2 separate regions of the Homo sapiens genome follow, and region 2 is linked to region 1. A link is a loop called in an ENCODE intact Hi-C map of the cell type or tissue named here. Cell type or tissue: IMR-90. All regions are shown on one strand.

Region 1 (8,000 bases):
AAGACTGAATACAAACCCTTGTATCAAAGATTCTAATCTGATTCCTGAGAAACATATTTCCTTAGGTCTTAAAAGTGCAGGTTTACCTCTTGTGGTCACCCTTTCTCACATGGCCATCAGAGCAGCTGGCTGTAAGGGTGCCTTTCATAAATGTTCTTCTCAGACATGACTAATTGCCGATGCCACTGACTCTTCAAATTCAAGAGACAAATACTAATTTTTTCAAGGACAGATTCTTTTAAAAGTCTGTCAACTAAACCTGATGCGTAAAGAAAGCCTCTCTCCCTAATTGAGATTAAAATTCCACATAAATCTAACAACTTTATTCAAACAAATTGTGATTCCTGACTTCTCTAATTCAGCTCTTCTATAATCATAAGAGTATTGTTACACTAAGCTAGGATTTTCAACATCAGCACTAAGGATATTTTGGATTGAATAATTATTTGTTATGTAGGGTGGTCCTGAACATTACAGAATGCTTAACATATTGCTGGTTTTTATACTCTAGATGTGAGTAGCATCTTTTCCACACCACCCAAGCCATAAATATCTCCAGATATTGCCAACACTCCTTAGGGGGCAAAAATGCTTTTGGTTGAGAACCACCGGGCTAAGGGACTACTTGAGAGTCACCTACTTTACATGGCACACATCCAAGGCCATGCCTTGGATTTGATTTAGAATGTGGCATAAGTGCAACTGAACATTTCATCCCCTGCTCTTTTGTTTCCATAAAGACAAACTGTGAGAGTCCCATCTTAATATCCTCCTACTGCTGATAAACACATTTCCTTTATCCACTTATATTTCTAGTGATGTTTTAGCAGCCCAGCAATATTTTTGTGCTCTCCAAAGATTGTTACTGTAGGCAACTGCCCTATTGGCTTGCACCTAATGCTACTCAGCCAGCAACCACTGGCCACAGACATATGCCTTCAGAAGCTGGAGCAGTCATGGACTAAAGCCCAAGGATTGTTCAGTTTGGAAAAAAAAAAAAAACAGTATTTCTTTGAAGTTATGATTTCTAAAAAGCTCTGCAATCTGGGCCATCCCCAGGGAGAATAAATGCTTTGTTCCTTATGTAGCACCCTCAAACTGTAGGCCTATTCTTATAAATACACTTACATCTAGCCCAGTCATACATTAAGCAATAACTATGGCATGAGAAAAACAAATTTGAGAATATCAGGAAATAAATATTCCATGCCTGGGCTGTACTGTAAAGTTTTTTATTTAGACTTGTTCCTACCAGATTCAGAACGAATAAGTTGGGTGGGTGTGAGGGATGGCTAGAGGAGGTTATTGTATTATACTGCAATAGTACTAACATAGATATAGATATAGATATAGATATAAATATAGATATATAGAGATAGATATCTTACTACCTAAGTATGTTCACATATCTAAGATCCATATGCATTTTATTCTAAAGTATCAAACAATATGATGTATATGACACTGACATTGATTGTGGGGATTTATCAGAGTTTGTGTGCAAAGAATTTGAGCTTTCAAACCCCAAGGCTGAGAAAAGATAATAGTTTCTTAAAAGCTTATCTAGGTAAAACTCATGTTGTATTTTAATATATTCAAAGAATTCAAGTCTTATTAGACTTTTAAGAATAAAACTCTTTTTTAAATCTTTTAATAGCTTTTGTTTTAATGGAATCTGATCAGCATTTGTTGATCCGAATCCTCATCCATTATTTTAGATCATAATCTTGCTAATCTTTTAGACTATTTTCAAACAATAGCAAAATAATAACTCTTATACAAACACAAGATAAACATATGTCAAAGATGCTATGTCAATAACGAATGAGGAAGCCAGGCATGGTGGCTCATGCCTGTAGTCTCAACTATCAGGAGGCTAAGGCTGAGCCCAGAAGGCAGAGGCTACAATGAGCCGTGACTGTACCACCACCCACCAGCCTGGGCTACAGAGTGAGATCCTGTCTCAAAAAAAATGAAATAAAATAAAAGTAAAAAAATAAAAAAGAAGCTCCTTCCAAATAATAATAAAATAAGGGTGGAAACCATTACAACCATTTCAAAAGAGAATTTCAAGAAGCACACGTACCTATGAAATAAGAAATTCTGGATTAAGAAAATATGGCACATATACACCATGGAATACTATGCAGTCATAAAAAATGATGAGTTCATGTCCTTTGTAGGGACATGGATGAAGTTGGAAACCATCATTCTCAGCAAACTATCACAAGGACAAAAAACCAAACACCGCATGTTCTCACTCACAGGTGGGAATTGAACAATGAGAACACATGGACACAGGAAGGGGAACATCACACACCGGGGCCTGTTTTGGGGTGGCGGCGGGGAGGGATAGCATTAGGAGATATACCTAATGTTAAATGATGAGTTACTGGGTTCAGCACACCAACATGGCACATGTATGCATATTGTAACTAACCTGCACGTTGTGCACATGTACCCTAAAACTTAAAGTATAATAATAAAAAAAGAAATTCTGAAAATGAATTTACAAAGTTTTTTAAAGGCCCATCTACAGGACAATAATCAATTTCATTCCTTAGGTACAATTAATTGGGATTTATAGAAAAAAATCATTTGCATTTTTTTACAGTTTACTTGGTTTCAAAATAGCTCAAAGACAATCAAAGATGTAAATAACCTGAATGAGTAATCTAGACAACACACCCATTATTTTTTTCCTCATTTTAAAGGCTCCCCAAATTTTTCTTGATGTTTTCTAAGGCCAAGACTGTATTTGGAGTTTCACATTAATTATTTATTAAAGTTTCTAAATTTTTATGTTGATATTTCTAAATATAAGAAACAAGGGGCCAGGCGTGGTGGCTCATGCCTGTAATCCCAGCACTTTGGGAGGCTGAGGCGGGTGGATCACCTGAGGTCAGGAGTTCAAGACCAGGCTGACCATGGTGAAACCCTGTCTCTACTAAAAATACAAAAAAATTAGCCAGGTGTGCTGGCTGGCTCCTGTAGTCCCAGCTACTGGGGAGGCTGAGGCAGGAGAATTGCTTGAACCCGGGAGCAGGAGGTTAAAAAAAAAAAAAGAAAGAACAGAAAAGAAAAGAAGAAAGAAGGTTCATTTAATCTCATTGGCCCTTATGGAAAAATAATATCAATTACTCTATATAAATTTTAATATATTCTTGTGCATTATTTTACTAAGGAATTCCCTACCAGAACATTATAGTAAGCTATTTATTAATTGTAAGTGTAATTGTAACATAAAATTTGAATAAAAGTGAAATATTAACAATGTTTAAAATGTTCTAACAGATTAACAAATACAACAATAAGTTCTTTACACTAGTGATAATATAGCAAAATTTAATATTTTTACATTTGAGGGGATAACAATTTTTAAGAAAAATTTGAATTTTAAAAATATTAATAGATGTCATAATCAGCTTATATAAATATTTTTTAAACTGATAGAAATAAATATAAGCAACTATGTAATATTTTAAAAACTGAGGCTGCATATGTATGAGGGTTTATGTGTCTCCTGAAGAGAACAGGAATCTGAGCTTCAGTAACTGCTTCCAGTGTTTCATTCTTTCCTGCAAAACTCTGAATATTAACAGAAATGCAAAAAAGTGGCTTTATGTCTCACTATGAAGAATACAGTGATGTCAAGATGTCAGATCCTCAGATCAGATTTTATATGTATACATTAAACAGCGAAACAAGTTCAGATTGACATTAGCCTGAAGTAAAATTTATCTCATGGCATCCCTTGTCCAGATCAGCCCTGGACCAGTTGTACATCAATATGTGCAATGAGGGCACCCCCTAGTGGTTAGATACTAAAGCAGCTTTTCAACTGACACTTCATGTATATAAAGACAAAAACAGTAATTTAAGAGAAAAACTATCAAAATAGATGCACTATGCAGAGTGATACATTTTAAAATAAGAATAGAAGTAAAAAGAAGAAAAGTCTTCTCAGCGTCCCCACTGTCCTCATTCCCCAAGCTGTTCCCACTAGCTGGGTGCCCAGAGGTGGTCCCCATCTAGAGATTTTTTTATTTGTCTTTCTTTTTGTTTTGTGTTTTTGGTTTTCCCCAGTGGTCACAGTTATCCTACACTCATACGTTATCTTTGATGTCCTCAACTTTATGCAGCATTCAATTCCTGATGTGAAATCTTTGGTTTAAAAGAAACAAAAATCTTTGCGTATGGAGTGTTTTTTTCTTGCTAGAGCTATTGTTATTTAAAAAAATATGTTTCCTGCTCTAAGTTTGCTGTAGATTCTTACAAAGTTCTTTTCTGTTTCTTGAAAGAGAGGATCAGATTCATTAAGAATCATATTCCAGTACTCACTTTTTAAGATACATTATGTACAGGGAAAGGGACAGACAACACCATCTAGGGTTCTACTGCTGTTCTTAAATGTTAAAATAAGAAAGACCACCCTCTGTATCTATTGTCTATTGTCTCCAAATGGGTGGTATCTTGACATTTTCCCTGTAAAGGCTCATAACTGCTTTGAGCGTCTTCTGTGATAATGTGCCATTCAATGTGTGTGTACGTCTGCGCATCAATATATTACCATTTGCTTCCTACCATTCAAAATTACCTGGAACTTATATTTATTTCCAGTGTTCTTCGTTTTATTTTCCTAATTTTAACTGGAAGTTTGAACCAAAAGCTAGGGCAATACAAACACAGCACACTTTTTAAAATGAATTACTTTTTCTGTCAAATTTGACATTGAGGAATTAATAGTCTTATTTAAATCAAAAGTTTAGATGTCACAGTTAAAATGATCTAGTCTATGTTTTTATATCTTGATTAGTAAATTAAACATCAATTATCTTTATTCTGAAAATAATTTTTAAATGATTATACGAACATGTGATTCAAAGGGCTTTCATGTAGGAGAAATAAGATTATCCCTAAAGAGCCTAGCTGAGTAGCAAAGACATAATGAATGTTTATCACATACGATTTTTCTTCATACACTTTTAGTTGTGTTTTCTTTAATCAGCTCTTCATACCATTTCAATTTTGTAATATGAGTCATTTGACAGAAGAAAAGTACGTGACATATGGGAAGTTGGATTGGAAAGAAAAATAGGTCTTAAAAAATTGTGGTGAAAATATCCTGCTTTTGCACATTTTTCAAAGACTCTTGGCCATGAGAACATGTTGATAGGGAATCTCTTAGGGTCAAGATGAGTGAGGGTGATCTGAAGCATTATGTTCAGTTCTTTAATTATAAATACATGCCTACTGATCTGGTTCATAAGATAGGAGAAAATTTGGTAAACGTATATTGTTCCATGCATGCTACTGATTATACAAGTTATAAAATTAGCATTAGTTGCTGTGTCCTTAAAAATACTTGGATAAAGGTAGCAATAAAAGATAAGATTAATAACATGAATAATAAATATTTTATTATTCAATGTGTAAAAATTGATAGATAATAGTTGCATTCATTATTGCTGACCTCCTTCACCTTATATATGTTTGAGATAAAAGATCACTTAGTAAAAATCATTTCAACAAAATCTCACAATAGTTATCCTATGTGGTCATTTACAAACTTCCAAATGGAAGACTCAGGCAAAACATAAAGCAAAAATTATCTCAAGTAATCTTACAAGAAGGCTATTGAATTTTGATGTTTTGCTTAAAAATCATGTTCAAGAACCTTGTCCTTAAGCACTTCATCAAATCAAGAAAATGGAGACAATTTCATCACTAATTTTTAGCAGTTTTCAGTCAATACTTGAGGTATATAGTAATGAGCTATAATCTTTGTGTTTGACTCTTGAAGCTTCAGGTTCTTTGATGTTTCCAAGTCTTCCAACACAGCTAGTGTGTTTGTCTAGTTCTCTTGGAAGTTGTCCTTTATTTTAAAAATCATTTTAGTAAGTCAGTTAATATTATTCTGTTCCTACATAATTGAAACAGTCAGGTTTTTCTCCTTACCCCACCCTGGTGTTCTAAAAATAGGGCAATTGCATATGCTAGCTTATTTCTTTTTTTAAAACCAATCAACTTCAGTATGTAATAAAAATATTTCTATTTGAATTACAATAGTTAAAAAAAACAAAGCAAATGGTTCAGTATTTAATATTATTTTCCTCCAATGTAATTGTGCTATTTTATTGTAAGGTTCAGGTTTTCTATTAGACATTATGATAAGTGCAATTTTGAAAACCAAAGCTTGGTGGTAAATAACAAATTTCATGCTAGAAACAGGTAATTTTTTCTGTATTTTTATTTTAATAAAAATGTCAACCACCAATCCAGCATTTCTGGAGTATAATTAGTGTTCAATACCATACACCTCCCCCTAGACCCCAATTATGATTGTTTGCTCCAAAGAATTTGCCAGTTTTCATGGTAATCTCCTGCAATTGTAAAATAATGTCAATTTTTCAATAACATATCTAACCATATAATCATAATAAAAAAGGAACTAAAGGAAATGATTTTATGACCAATTCATTACAAATCCAGCAATAAAATCTAAACTATAAAATGTGATGATTTTATATATTAAAAACCTTGAAATCTGAAATCCTTACTGAAGTTATCAATGTGTATTTGATGATATCCATAATCATTCTTGATTCTTTTTAAAGTGAGTATTTAACAGCATCAGGAATGAAAGATTTCACGAAAGTTTCTCAAGTGATAAGTTTTTCTGTTTTTTTTTTGTTGTTGTTTGTTTGTTTGTTTTTGTTTTTGAGAAAGAGTTTTGCTCTTGTTACCCAGGCTAGAGTGCAAGCTCACCGCAACCTCTGCCTCCCGGGGTCAAGCAGTTCTCCTGCCTCAGCCTCCCGAGCAGCTGGGATTACAGGCATGGACCACCATGCCTGGCTAATTTTATATTTTTACAAATACTGAAAAAATTTTGTATTTTTACAACATACTGAAGTTGATTGGTTTTAAAAAAAAGAAATAAGCTAGCATATGCAATTGCCCTATTTTTAGAACACCAAGGTGGGGTAAGGAGAAAAACCTGACTGTTTCAATTATGTAGGTACAGAATAATATTAACTGACTTATTAAAATTATTTTTAAAATAAAGGACAATTTCCAAGAGAACTAGGCAAACACACTAGCTGTGTTGGAAGACTTGGAAACATCAAAGAACCTGGAGACACGGGGTTTCTCCATGTTGTTCAGGCTGGTCTCGAACTCCCTACCTCAGGTGATCTGCCCTCCTCAGCCTCCCAAAGTGCTGGGATTACAGGCATGAGCCACCATGCCCAGCCTGGTGATAAGTTTTAAAGGTTTTGTTTGTATTGGTCTTAACAATGAAAAAAATAATGTATTTTTTCCAGTTTTTTCTCTAAATCTTGATAATGTGTTCCGATTTATTTTCATATACTTTAGGAATTCACTCCATGATTTTAAAAGTCTATGAATCTTTTTTTCTCCACATTTAAATAAACATTACATAATTTGACTTAACTTTGATCAGGTCCAAAGGTTCATGTGGTATCATCATCATGTAGTAGTTGCAAAAGGCTATATAAGTAAACTTAGACATGCTATTTGAAATATGTGTAAATGTATCATTACTCAATTCTTAGGTGAACATTTGATTTATTCTCTATAGTTTCATATAAGGTGATGAATTAACTTTCCCTGAAATACACGGTTTATGGTTTTATATTTTATGCTGCTGGACTCCCAGTAGAGTGTAATGTTTGAACACACATTTCCATGAACTTGTTTTCTAAGGTAAACACTTAAAATTCCAAGACAAAGAAAATGCCTAGTTAAAATTTGGGATTACATTTGAAGGTATAAAAATAGGTTTTTGGAAATGGTAATCAACACGTCCCTTCTCTTCTTAGAGACTCTTTCTCTCACAATAACCCATGTTTGTCTCTACATCCTTTGTAGTTCAGCCTTCATAGTTTTCCTGGCCTGGATATCTGCCTCAGCACTTCATTATATCTGAATGAGCAACATAAATCCAGTCCCCAAAGCACTGTTGAGTAAGTAGCTCCTTG
Region 2 (8,000 bases), 1.5 Mb after region 1:
ATGAGTCTATGATTCTGATAGAAGGCCCCAGAGAGGAATAGCGAAGGGGGAAGGGGAAAAGTTCTGTAAAAAAGGCCAGCTCCATGACTTTGGCAGCTATAGGGGAGGAGGGAAGGTGATCCTACAGGCGCTCAGACTTTCTAAGCATTTTCCACCTTCTGCTTTATTTTTTATATTGGCCTCTTTTTCCAAGACAAAGCTGGCACATGAGAAGTATTAGTGCTCAACACAACCTCTTCTTCAGCTGCTTTTTCTAAGTTACCACAGGACACTAGATTTCTTTCTTTTTCTGAGGAGCTGTGAACTGGTGATGTTGGAAAGGTTTCTGGCAAAACCCAAGCCACTGCTCTACAGTCTATACACAGCCTCTCTGTAATCCAAAGAAGTCCTCAGTTAGAAGGGGGTGGAGTTGGAGAGAAGTAGGTCCTCCTTGTTTCATTTTTAGCACTGGTGTGAACCCGGGTAATCTGAAGACCACATCTGGGCATATGTATGCAAGAGTGATTGTGGAAAGTACAGCCACTTCTCTCCACCAGCTTCCTTGCCCAAAAACCCACCCTTTCTCCCTCCACCCACGCACCAGCCAGAAGCCACCCTTCATCGCCTTGGTTTATTGTCATATTTTTGTGTTAATACATTCTGTTGATCTGCAATGTCAGGTTGGATAATGAAATTTAAATTGAGTCCCTTCGATTTCCAATAGCGAAACATTTGTGCATCTAACTCCGGGGCTGACAAACAACTTAAATGCATTCTGGAGTGTCAGTCACACAGCACTGGCACCCGACACTGCAGCGGCTTTCTTGGGGAGCTTTTTTTTTTTTTCCTGGTGAACATTTGCAAAGGCGTCTGCCCAGGATGCAGTCAACCTGCATCCTTATAGCAAACTGGCTTATCAGAGAGCAGAGACTGATGAAGCAAATGCGTGGGCCACCCATTCCCTTATTTTCTGGCCCCCAATAGCCAGTTCTTTAAAAAAAAACACCAAAGGGGGAGAGAGGATAAAGAGACCAAGAACACCAAATTAACTGACATTTTCTTCACCAATAAATAAGAAAATAAGGGTCACTCACTGTATTTCAGACTGATCACAGCAACATCCAGATGGAAATCCAGGTGGTTAAGAACAAGAGAAAACGCATGATCTTGATACCAAAAGGAATAAAAATTAAAAAAAAAGGAGGTTGATGAAGAAAAATCCAACTGCAATTATCCGTCAATTTTAGTCAACATAGGCACAAATCCAACTGTGCTCTGCTGGTTTCTCTCCCCCAATCAATGCCTCAATCTGCCGCGGTCAACTTTTCTTCTCTGAAATTTCTTTGCAGATGTATTATTAATTTCCTCTCCTCTTGTGGGAAATTCAAAAAGAAAAGAAAACACCACCACACCAGTTCTTTACTTTACTAAAAAAGCCCCAAACTTTTCATTCCAAAAATATCTCCTTGGCTCACTTTCTCCTTTATAGAGAAAAATGAACATACTTTTTTCTTTGTGAATCCTCGGTTCTTCATTTCCAATCATCCTTTTTTTTGGGGGGGGGGAGGGGAACAGCTGCTTTAAGATTATTTATTTATGTCAGAACACACCAACCCCCGCGGGTCTAACTCTGGTTTATTTCATTCTTGAATGCTCCCTGTGTGCACATATACACATTTGTGTTAAGATCCAGGGCTCACAAGAAAAAGCTTCGTTCTTCCTTCTCTCTTGCACAATCAGTTTATCCATTGCGTTCGGTTCCAGGAGAAAGCTGCGTCCTGCATCCTTCATTTTTGCAAGGCACCCAACAGCCACCACCACCAAAAAAAAAAGTCTCCTTTTACATGGTCAATTCCTCTCCCCAGCCTCCCCTTCGAAGAATTTGGGGAGCAACTTCCCCCCCACTCTCCATCCTTCCGGCCGGCCCCTTCGCCAAAGATCTGATTAGATTTCTCATCACAACCCAGTGCGCAATTGAATTTTTGATTTCAGCCACCCGGCCAGCCACCTTCCCCTCTCCCCTCCAAACTCCGGTTATATCCTGTCTCCTTCCCTCCACCGCCTCTGCAATTTCATAATCTCACGTTAAATGGAGTGCGGGGGGCGGGGGCGGGGGCGGGGGCGGAGGTAGTGGAGGAAAATTTCAAGGCTCCGTCAGCTGTCAAGAAGAAACCCATTCCTCCCCCCGCTACTTTTTTTTTTTCTTTTTAAGGCTCGGGGTGCCTTTCCTTCCTCTGTCCCCGCCCCCACCCCCAGCACCCGGTCCAGATCCTCCAGGTGTTGCAGAACTCCGCGGTCGGGGCCGGGATCACGGGGGAGACGCAGGATGCGGTCCCTCGCCGGTGGCCCCTGCCAGCCCCCGGGTCCCCTTCTCCTCCATCAGCCGGTAGTGGCTCCGGGAGCGCCGAGGTGATGGAAGTTGAGACTGGGGCTTTTATTTCAAATGGGGAGGGCGAAGTGAGGGGACAGACAGGGTGGTAGGCAAATTAAAAAAAACACACACGAAAAAAGAAAGAAAAAAAGAAAAAGAAGAAAAAAAGAAAAAGGAAGAAAACGGGTAAAAAAAAAATTCCCTAATCGCTGGCTCTTCTCATCCTTCTCAAATGCAACTGCAGCTTTGATCTCATTTCCAGCTGCGTTGGGTACATTTTGGAGCCACAAGTTGGTTCCCGTTGGCGCAGACCTTCCCGATGTCTGCTAGTCCTCTGCGAGGAGACGCGTTCTCGGGAGCGCAGCTGCTCCGCGCCGCCCTTAGCGCCATCGCCCTGGCTCACGGCTCCCTGCGCGGCAGAAACCCCAGTCCCCTTCCATCCACTTCGGTTTGAACTCTCTTCCTCCCCCTCCCTCTGCTCTCTCCCCTCTTTTTCTCCCAAATAAATGCTCTCCCAGCACCGGCGGCAGCTCTTGCCAGCCCAGGCTTTCTCTCGACCAATGCCACGTCCTGACGCTTAGGGTCCTAGCTTCCAAAAGCTCCTTTCGGACTGCAGTCGCCTTCCCTCCTCTGCCCCTCTTTCTTTCCCCTTTTCCTTTCCCTTTCTCTGCTTGTGATCAGTAAAATACAATTACCCAATTACCTCCCATCATCTTAGCACTGATTGGTCAATTGCATTAACACTTGAAGTCAGGGAAGAGGGGATTGGAGCTTCAGAGATGTGGCTCTGCTGCCACCTGGAGGGCAGAGCCAGAACAGCTGAGTCTAAAAGCAACCCCCACGCTGGGAGGTTCAGGCTGTGTGGGAGAAGTCAGTTTTTTCAAAAAGCTTGCCTGTTTTCATCCAGAAATCCAGGAGTTTTGAGCTACAAAGAGGAAGACATTAAAATCAAATCACCACTAAGATTCAAAATTATCACCAAACACACAAAGCTGTTGCTTTCAGGTTGCAGGTTAAGAGCCTCTCCCAGTCAAGCACACTGGTCCCAAGCTGAGGATTAACACAGTACTATTGCTTAGCCGGGCGCGGTGTCTCACGCCTGTAATCCCAGCCCTTTGGGAGGCCAAGGTGGGCGGATCATGAGGTCAGGAGATCGAGACCAACCTGCCCAACATTGTGAAACCCCGTCCCTACTAAAAATACAAAAATTAGCCGGGAGCGATGGCGCGCGTCTGTAATCCCAGCTACTCGGGAGACTGAGGCAGGATAATTGCTTGAACCCGGGAGACGGAGGTTGCAGTGAGCCGAGATTGGGCCATTGCACTCCAGCCTGGGAGACAAGAGCAAGACTCCGTCTCAAATAAATAATAAAAATAAATAAATAAAAAAAAAGAATAGGCTCATCAGAAAGAATCCAGAGTAGCTTAAAAGCTACTCGGGAGGGAGGCTGCGGTCGAGCAGGATAATCTTACCAGGAGGAAGCAACTGTAAAGGCGAGATAGTAGCCTTCAGCCTATGCAGTGTTGCAGTAAATTGGCCTGTTCAGTTTGTACAAGACATCCAGGACAGCTTGACAACTCAATTCCAACATCCCCTGCTCCAGGATGTGGACTTTTCCATTAACTCGTGTTAGAGAAATAGTTGGCACATTTCAAATTCACTGGGTCTCCTTAGAGGGACTGGGCCAACAAAATAATGCTATTAATATTATGTTTACATTGGTTTCTTTCTCCAATGTATAATTTTCATAAGGCCCTTTCAGTTAATCTATGGGCATTCACTTTATGTCATTTATGTATGTAACCTTGAGATAGGAATCAATAAAATTAGGAATGATAATTTAAACAGTACTATATATATATATATGGAATAGATTAAATAAATGTTCCTCTGTTTTGTATGCCCTAAGTGATGATCTTTGCACTGATTTTCTTTATTTTTGAGAGAACAGAATATGTACTTGGTTTAAAAACAGTTTTAAAGAAAGTGAGTAAATCATAACGGAAGGTAGCATCAAACAGAAAGGAGAAAAGATTTATTAAGAGAACATCAGAGACATATCTAAGTTTATACAAAATGCTATTTTTTTCCTCTTCTGTTCCCATTATACTCCACGGTATTTCCTTGTTTGAGTTAAAAAAATTTCATCTGTAATGTTCTTTGCATACTGAGAGCATGCTGTAACGTGCATCTCAGATGTCAGTACATGCAAGAGGAAAGACTTTTCCTTACACATGGATTGTGATTTATTGTAATTTCCCCATCTTTTTGGAGAGCTTTGATGTTATGAATTACATGAAAATGTGAATTTCTCGAGGGTTAATGGCATTGCTTCTATTTTTAAGTGAATGCTGTATTGATTGATTCAAAACACTAGTGGGCAGTTGACTTTAATTTGTGTTTTGAAGCTCTTACCCTTATATGCTAATTATAGTTTATCCACTAATAAACGATTAAAAAGTACATTCACTAGCTGCACTAGATAGCTTCAAAGGAGTCTATCCTCTGATTCTGAAGTAAGCTAGAAGCCATTTGAAATGAAAATTTTCTTTTTAGGGATTTTGACAGCAAAGGAAGGCCAATGATTTGTTTTTTTCAGAGCTGATTATTAGCTCTCTACCAGACATCTTTAATACTATCAGAATGAATTAATCTATTAGGCAAAGCAGCAGGGACAGGTAAGTGCTATTTGGCCAAAATGGAAAAAGGAACAGCTTCTCTTTCCTGTTAACCTTCCCCTTCAGCAGCTACAGTATCTTTACCCACATCATTGACTCATTCACACTATATGACCTTGAATTCGTCACATGGCTTTCATTTTTAGATTTAGATTGAACCAGTCATTATTGAGCATCCATATGGCATGGTTTTTTGTTACACTTTTCTCATATATATCACCTTATTTAGTACTCAAAACAACACCCTGAGAGATTTTGAAGATGGAAAAAATGAAGCTTAAAATCACAAACTTGGTAAATGACACAGCCAAAATTTGAACCCAGATCTACTCAATGCCAGTTCTTCCAGTTTTGCGATAACATTAAGGTTTTGGTAACATGGGGAACAGCTGTATATCAATTATCAGCATGCAGGCTGTCATTTTCTGCCCTGAATGCCAGGCATGAATTTGTAACCCTTTCAGAGGATGGCAATACCACATTTGTCACTGAATGACCTCACCCAAAAAGAATTGGAATAAGTAGTAAACAAGCTAACTGTCATGAAAGTACACATGCAAACCAAATTGTTGCTGAAAAAAAACATAATTATAGATATTTATGCAGTAGAGGTTGCCAGGTACTATTAACAATGACAGAGTATGTGTTCAAGTAAAAATTTCTATAAAAGCTCTTTCAGAAGAAATAATATTACACCACCACCCTTCCCATTAGCCCATCTAGTTACCAAAAGCATGGAGAGGACAAAATGCTTATTGAAATGACATGACTTGGGAGAAGAGGAGGCACAGTGCTAGCATGCTAGATTTGTTCTACGGACATGCAGATTTCTACTTTTGTTCTTCTCTGATTTGTAGATGTGAGACATTAAACAAAACTGTTATCTTATTTCACTGTATGTTCGTGACTATAGCTGGTGTAATCATTAGCAAACAGCAGGGGACAGCATCTTGTAATCAGAAATACAAAATAGCAAATAGAACAAATTCAGTAACTTTGCTTAAAAATAAAAAAGTGAATGTGTCTATTGTGTTTATTAATTGGATTTAACAAGCTGTAGGCAACTCTATTGAAGCACAATACATACTTAAAGTTTGTGTCTTTATGCTGTGTTATAAATCCTGGAAATAAATATTCTCTTTTCACTTCCAATAGTATTACATAGGGACCAGAATATCCTCCGGGATAATCGTATCAAGCTTGCCTGTATAGTCACACGTAATGACATGTGAATTAATTTCATTAAAACAACTTATTTTTTCAAAACTACTTTGAATTTAAAATTCAATACTCAGCAGGAGTTTACTAAACATGTTACATTAGATAATATTCTATAGATATTGTATTTTGGAACTAGATGATATCCTAATAATCCTCTATTCTTTATTTCTTGAAATATAGATAAAAGGTCCTAAAGTCCTAAATACTGATGTGCAAATTTCTGCTTTTTTTTCAAGGTCCCCCGCCGACCCATGATGGCTACTCCTCCACTCAGCCCTCATCCCATATAGTCTTATTTTTTGTTCTCTCATACTTTTTAACATTTGTTTTAATAACTAGCATTTAATGAAAGCTTGCGAGTGCCAAGCCTGTCTCTATGTATGTTACAGATTTCAACTCATGTAATCCTTCCAACAATCTTATGAAGTAGGTGCCATTGATGAAATTGGACTTGAGGTTAAATAAGGGAACCTAGCTAGGAAGTGATAGAGGCAAGATTGTAACTCAGGTTATTTCATCTCAGAGGTTGTGGTTATAATACATATTTCCTACTATTACTTATTGTGATGGATAGAAATGATTTGCTCATGTCTATGTCCCCCCCAACCTCCAAACCATAATTGATTTCACAAGAGCATTGTCTGTATTTCTAATGCTTTGTACACCGTTGAGTGAATAAACGTCTAAGATAATGCTCTTAGGAAATGGAAAGACCTACATTTTTTGGTCTCTTACCGACTATTCTTTTCACTGTGGTGCACAAAATTGTAAAAAGATGAGATACTTGTCATAATTATTAAAATAGAAAAGCTAAGAGAAGATGCCACCAAATAAGATGATTTCAGCAATGAAGTATAACTTTTGAATCAGTTAGCAATGAGTGCATAATAAACCATTTGAAATCTTAATAGCTGAAAACAACAATCATTTATTATTTCTCATGACTCTAAAGGCTGGTCAGAAATTGGTTAAGTGGCTCTTTTTGATCTTTTTGATCTAGTGGCTGAGTTAACTGCTTGCTGATCTAGAATGGTCTCAGCTATAGTCACTGGTGCAACTGGGCTCCACCCCACATGCATCTCTCTCTCTCTTCTTCAGCTTGGACCAAGCATATTTCTTGGCAATGGCAGAAATCCAATAGAGCAAGCAGAAGATCATGAGTACCTTTTCAGGCTTCTGTGTGAATAGTATCAGCTAACTTCCCACTGGCCAAAGAAAATCACTTAGTTGAGCCCATTGTCAGGGAATAGGGCAGGTCATTCCACCTTCAAGGGGAAGTGTATTAGTCTGTTTTCACATTGCTATAAAGATATACCCAAGACAGGCTAATTTATAAAGAAAATAGGTTTAATTGACTCACAGTTCCACATGGCTGGGGAGGCCTCAGGAAACTTACAATTATGGCAGAAGGGGAAGAAGCATGTCTTACATGGTGGCAGGTGGCAGAAAGCTAGCAAGAGCAGGGAAAACTGTCTTACAAAATCAGCAGATCTCCTGAGAACTCATTCACTATTTTGAAAAGAGCATGGGGGGAAATGCTCCCATGATGCAATCACCTCCCATGAGGTCCCTCCCCCAACACATGGCAATTACAATTTGGATTACAATTCAAGATGAGATTTGGGTGGGGATGCAGAGCCAGACCATATCAGGAGGTTACTGCAAAGTTGTATAAAACGAAAGCAAGTGGAGAATCAGAGTGATCATTGCAATCAACTACAACTTCTCTCCCTTATGAATAACAAAGGTCC

Evidence for each region. Hi-C counts contacts between places; a loop is a spot of excess contacts. Peaks named below come from ENCODE experiments on the same cell type or tissue, not always from the same donor. Only the 100,000 strongest peaks of a DNase experiment are listed, where the experiment ranks them.
Region 2: a loop joins it to region 1, with 6 times the contacts of the local background. A loop is called at or near these places in 4 of 110 quality-filtered maps.

Annotation. Positions count from the first base shown.
Region 1 is chr11:38,787,740-38,795,739 of GRCh38, forward strand. No RefSeq gene overlaps it. Among named protein-coding and RNA genes, the nearest start is that of LINC01493, 140 kb to the left of the region's middle. In IMR-90, a CTCF peak has its summit at 3,809 (motif pointing left); no DNase peak of the experiment used is centred here.
Region 2 is chr11:40,291,120-40,299,119 of GRCh38, forward strand. The region is part of intron 4 of LRRC4C (leucine rich repeat containing 4C); the gene reads right to left. Among named protein-coding and RNA genes, the nearest start is that of LRRC4C, 1.2 Mb to the right of the region's middle. In IMR-90, a CTCF peak has its summit at 3,149 (motif pointing left); a DNase peak (open chromatin) is centred at 3,102; H3K4me3 peaks cover 866 bases; H3K27ac peaks cover 232 bases; H3K27me3 peaks cover 666 bases.